2 separate regions of the Homo sapiens genome follow, and region 2 is linked to region 1. Evidence: chromatin loops called from intact Hi-C (ENCODE). Cell type or tissue: adrenal gland. All regions are shown on one strand. Each heading gives the region's core, and the rest is flanking DNA. Links, peaks and the distances in the headings are about the cores only. Region 1 overlaps WDR81 (WD repeat domain 81). Region 2 overlaps RPA1 (replication protein A1).

The links. Hi-C counts contacts between places; a loop is a spot of excess contacts. Peaks named below come from ENCODE experiments on the same cell type or tissue, not always from the same donor. Only the 100,000 strongest peaks of a DNase experiment are listed, where the experiment ranks them.
Region 2: a loop joins it to region 1, with 2.0 times the contacts of the local background. A loop is called at or near these places in 10 of 110 quality-filtered maps.

What each region holds. Positions count from the first base shown.
Region 1 is chr17:1,729,407-1,732,212 of GRCh38, forward strand. It overlaps WDR81 (WD repeat domain 81), which reads left to right. Exons shown (of 10, transcript NM_001163809.2): 2 at 974-1,081; 3 at 1,349-1,539; 4 at 1,662-1,852. Among named protein-coding and RNA genes, the nearest start is that of WDR81, 6.1 kb to the left of the region's middle. In adrenal gland, for the core only: no CTCF peak of the experiment used is centred there; DNase peaks (open chromatin) are centred at 820, 1,025 and 1,525; H3K27ac peaks cover 2,127 bases.
Region 2 is chr17:1,845,947-1,848,752 of GRCh38, forward strand. All of the region lies in intron 4 of RPA1 (replication protein A1), which reads left to right. Among named protein-coding and RNA genes, the nearest start is that of RPA1, 17 kb to the left of the region's middle. In adrenal gland, for the core only: no CTCF peak of the experiment used is centred there; a DNase peak (open chromatin) is centred at 1,419.

The sequences.
Region 1 (2,806 bases), core at 37-2,536:
GAGGTGGAGGTTGCAGTGAGCTGAGATCACACCACTGCACTGCAGCTTGGGCAACAGAGCGGGACTCCGTCTCAAAAAAGAAAAAAAAAATGGTGCTTTTACATCTAGTTTTCAAGGGTCAGAGCAGGCTTCCTTAAAAGGAGAGACAGTTGAGGTTCAAGGAGGAGTAGGAAGAAGGTAGACAAAAATGGGCAAAAAGAAAGTCTGAAGGCTGAGGGAACAGCATGTGTGAGGCTCTGAGGCTGTCATGTTCCATTAAAGAAGAGAAGCGGGGGACCGGGCGCGGTGCTTCACGCCTGTAATCCCAGCACTTTGGGAGGCTGAGGCGGATGGATCACAAGGTCAGGAGATTGAGACCATCCTGGCCAATATGGTGAAACCCCATCTCTACTAAAAATACAAAAACTTAGCTGGGCATGGTGGAGGGTGCCTGTAATCTCAGCTATTTGGAAGGCTGAGGCAGGAGAATCGCTTGAACCCGGAGGTTCAAGGAGGAGAGTCAGGGCGGTGGAAGGTGGAGGTTGCAATGAACTGAGATTGTGCCATTGCACTCCAGCCTGGGCAACAGTGCGAGACTCTGTCTCAAAAAAAAAAAAAAAGAAGAAGAAGAAGAAGAGAAGCAGGGAAAGGCCGTTATGGCGAGACCGAGGGAGTGGAGGGAAGAGAGGCCAGAGGGAAGGTGGCCAGGGCCGGGCCAGGCCTTGTTAAGGAGTTTCAGAAGACCCACGGGCAGGCTAACTTCCTGCGGGTCGTGCCTGTGGAGAGGAACCTGCGGCAGCCAGAGTCCCACAGGCCAGGGCCTGGGCACCTCTGCCGCTGTTACGTGGAGGGGGTGGTGTGGGACAGCCGGCCCGGGCTGGGCTCTTGGCAGAGCTGCAGCCGCAGGTGGTTGAGTGGGGTGCCGTGGGGTGGGGTGGGAGGGGTGATGAGCCCCTGTTATCTGAGGAGCTCAGGGCCTGCTCCCACCCCGCAGATACAGCCTGCAAGATGGTCCGCTGGCTGTCTGCCAAGCTCGGCCCCACAGTGGCCTCTCGCCACGTGGCCCGGAACCTGCTCCGCCTGCTGACGTCTTGTTATGTTGGTAAGGAGGCCTGCGGTCAGTGCTGGAGATGAGGCTTTCTCCCAGGCCCTCTGCCTAGCTTCAGCGCTCTCCGGCGGGGATCCTTCCCACCCCTCCCTCAAACCACCCCCCGGCCAGGTGCTGGGTCCCAGTCTAAGTGCCAGCCTTGGGTAGGGCCAGGCTGGGCCCCCAGCTAGAGTGAGCTCAAGCGGCCAGCACAGCCCTGCAGGGCCAGGCTACCCCCGGCCCTCCACTGGCGACTCAGGGCTGCTGGCCCTTCCGTGGCAGGACCCACTCGGCAGCAGTTCACAGTGAGCAGTGGCGAGAGCCCACCGCTGAGCGCCGGCAACATCTACCAGAAGAGGCCGGTCCTGGGCGACATCGTGTCAGGGCCTGTGCTCAGCTGCCTCCTCCACATCGCCCGCCTGTATGGGGAGCCTGTCCTCACCTACCAGTACCTGCCCTACATCAGCTACCTGGTCAGTCGCTGGTTTGGCAGGCCCGGGGCTGGGAAGGCTGAGGACCTGAGGGCCGGCCCGGGCTCTCTTGGTGCCAGGGGGTCTGTGGGGCTGCCCGGCCCTCATCTGCTCGGTGGCTCTAGGTGGCCCCAGGGAGTGCCTCAGGCCCCAGCCGACTGAACAGCCGTAAGGAGGCGGGGCTGCTGGCCGCGGTGACGCTGACTCAGAAGATCATCGTGTACCTCTCAGACACCACACTCATGGACATCCTGCCCCGGATCAGCCATGAGGTCCTGCTGCCCGTGCTCAGCTTCCTCACCTCCCTCGTCACGGGGTAGGCCTCTGCCCCAGCTGATGTAGGGGGACCGGCCCAGCGGAGGGGCTGCCCAGGAGGGGGTGGGAAGCTCAGGGGAGAGGACGTAACACTGGACTGGGTGTCAAGAGTCCTGGTTTTGATCCCGGCTGTGTGACCCTGAGCAAACCACACCCTTTTCCTGTGCCTCAGTTTCCTCATCTGGTTTGGACCAGTTGGTCTTGGAGCTCTTTCATTTAAAGCTTTTGATATGTCCGGGCACGGTGGCTCATGCCTGTAATCCCAGCACTTTGAGAGGCTGAGGCGGGAAGATTGCTTGAGCCCAGGAGTTCAAGACCAGCCTGGGCAACAAAATGAGACCCCCTCTCTAAAAATATATATAAAGGCCGAGCGTGGTGTCTCACCCCTGTAATCCCAGCACTTTGGGGGGCCAAGGCGGGTGGATCACGAGGTCAGGAGTTTGAGACCCACCTGGCCAACATGGTGAAACCCCGTCTCCACTAAAAATACAAAATCTTCGCTGGGCATGGCAGCAGGTGCCTGCAATCCCAGGTTCTCGGGAGGCTGCAATCCCAGGTTCTCAGGAGGCTGAGGCGGGAGAATTGCTTGAACCCAGGAAGCGGAGGTTGCAGTGAGCTGAGATCACGCCATTGTACTGCAGCCTAGGCGACAGAGCAAGACTCTGTCTCAAAAAAAAAAAAAAGTATATATATATGCTGGGTGCTGTGGCTCATGCCTGTAATCCCAGCACTTTGGGAGGCCAAGGTGGGTGGATCGCTTGAGGTCAGGAGTTCGAGACCAGCCTGGCCAATATGGCAAAACCCTGTCTCTACTAAAAATACAAAAAAAATTAGCCGGGTATGGTGGCTCATGCCTGTAGTCCCAGCTACTCGGGAGACTGAGGCAGGAGAATCGCTTGAACCCGGGAGGCAGAGGTTGCAGTGAGCCGAGATCGCACCACTGCACTCCAGCCTG
Region 2 (2,806 bases), core at 274-2,773, 120 kb after region 1:
CAACAACAACAAAAACCGAGATAAAAAATGATAACAATACTAAGAGGTTTAAGTAATTAGTTTTTTAAATTCTGTTATACTGATTTTAGGACTCTTACATTTTCTCCAGCTGTTCTTTTTTCCTACCTCTTTATCTCTGTGTTGGTTGGATTTCACTCAATAACTTTTTTCTGGACTGGCTCTTTAGTGCCGTCTTCCCCATTATCAGCCTGTTGGTCTTTATGCTAGAATGACCACTTGCCTGGCTGTCTATTGTTAGGTTATGTGGCTTTACCCTCAGAATTTTGTCTTCTGGCATTGAATGTTGATCTGGAGAAGTCTTAAGGCCAGCCTGGTTTGATTTCTTCCCTTGTAGGAAGCTTTGCTTTTTTTTTTTTTTTTTTTTTTTCTCCTGAGGCCTCACTCTGGTTGCCCAGGCGGGAGTGCAGTGGCACCATCAGGGCTCACTGTAGCCTTGACCTCCCGGGCTCAGGTGATTCTCCCACCTCAGCCTCCCGAGTAGCTGGGACTACAGGCGCCCACCACCACGCCTGGCTAATTTTGTTTTGTATTTTTAGTAGAGACGGGGTTTCACCATGTTAGCCAGGATGGTCTCGATCTCCTGACCTCGTGATCCACCTGCCTCAGCCTCCCAAAGTGCTGGGATTACAGGCGTGAGCCACCGTGGCCGGCCGTCCATATTCTTTTTTCTTCTGGTATGTGGTATGCTTGTTCAGTCTGCCGATTCAGTTCTTTTCAACGAAGTTTTTCTGTGTGTTATTCCTTAATGTTGTTTTCTATTTCACTTATTGAGTTCCAGTTTTTTACATACGTTGTAGATAACTTTGATCTCCGCATAGGTCTTTACTTTAACCTTTTTTCTGATGGATGCATTGGCTTGCTTCGAGGTTTTCCAACGTAATAGTACAGTTTTTAGTTTTCTCTCTTCTACTCCTCAATCTTTATAAATTATTAGATGTATAATAGTATTGATTTTGTTCTGTTTTTTTCTTAGCTGTTCAAGCTCCCTTTTCTTCTTAGTCTCTTGTTTTAGCTCATCTTTTGACTGTTAATTTGTTGGATTCATATAGTCGTACTTATTTTGCCAATCGCTTTTGGGAAGTGTCACTCCTTTTCTTGGCTTGTACTTTCTTCCAGAGTGGGTTCTTTAATCGGCTTTGCCTCCCTGTTGCTTTCCCTTTTATGCATTGTTGTGTATTGTATTGTTGCTTTGTCATCATCCCTTTTTATTTTGTTCATGCTTAATGTGGACAGTCCTGTCCAGACTTGGTATTTGCTCTGACATAGTCTAGGCTAGGTACATGTTGCCAACCTTCTCACTTGGGACCTTTTATCTTCCACTCCAGGCTATCTTGGAGCGCTTAAGTGGTGTTTTGCAGCCACTTTTCTGTCCTCCAGGGCATGGTTGTGGGAGAGGGTGGAAGTGTTGCTGGGATTGAGTGCAGTCCTTGCTGGGAAACTTCACAGCCCACTCTCTCCAGTCACGGAGACAGCTCCACTCCCCTGGGCTTTGCCTGATGGCACTGCCTCAGCTTGCAGGCTTGCCTCATATTCTTTTGTACCTCTGCTGAGAGCCTGTGTGTGCGGCTGGGTTTATTTACTCCTTGCTTTTTTGGTGATCATTCAGGTTTATTCTAAACAGGACTTGAGCAGTCATCCTTGTACTTTATCTTAACGTGTTTATGCTTTTATTTCTGAATAACAGATCATTAGAATTTGTATTGTGGGGTCAACGGACATCTGTGGAAAGTATACTAATTATACTCATAAATGTTATATAAGAGTATCTATTGGCCAGGCACAGTGGCTCAGGCCTGTAATCCCAGCACTTTGAGAGGCTGAGGCGGGGCAGATCACAAGGACAGGAGATCGAAACCAGCCTGGCCAACATGGTGAAACCCCATCTCTACTAAAAATACACAAATTAGCTGGGCGTGGTGGCGGGTGCGGCCTGTAATCTCAGCTACTCAGGAGGCTGAGGCAGGAGAATCGCTTGAACCCAAGAGGCGGAGGTTGCAGTGAGCCGAGACTCCAGCCTCGGTTACAGAGCAAGACCCCATCTCCAAAAAAAAAAAGCGTATCTCTGAATAGACAAATCCATAGAAACAAATTCAATGACTGGTTCTCAGGGGTGGTAGAGTGTGGAGTGACTGTCATTGTACACATGGTTTCTTTTGCTGATGACAACAGTGTTCTAAAGTGAGGTAGTGGTGATGCTTGCATAACTGCAAAATGCAAAACCCATAGGATTATCCACTCTGGAAGGGTGAGTTCATTATGGTACGTGAATGATATCTCAATAAACATGTTATTTAAAAAGAAGTGTTTGCCATTAAGCTTGTCAACATACTGTGTATTAGTCATATTTTAAAGAATAATTATCAGCCAGGCACGGTGGCTCATGCCTGTAATCCCAGCACTTTGGGAGGCTGAGGCAGGCAGATCACCTGAGGTCAGGAGTTTGAGACCAGCCTGGTCAACATGGTGAAACCCGTCTCTACTAAAAATACAAAAATCAGCCGGGCATGGTGGCACATGCCTGTAATCCCAGCTACTCGGGAGGCTGAGGCAGGAGAATTGCTTCAACCCGGGAGGCAGAAGTTGCAGTGAGTCAAGATTGCGCCATTGTACTCCATCCTGGGTGACAAGTTTTTCTTGCCCAGGCTGGAGTGCAATGGTGCCATCTCGGCTCACTACAACCTCTGCCTCCCGAGTTCAAGCAATTCTCTGCCTCAGCCTCCTGGGTAGCTGGGATTACAGATGTGCACCACCATGCCTGGCTAATTTTTTTGTATTTTTAGTAGAG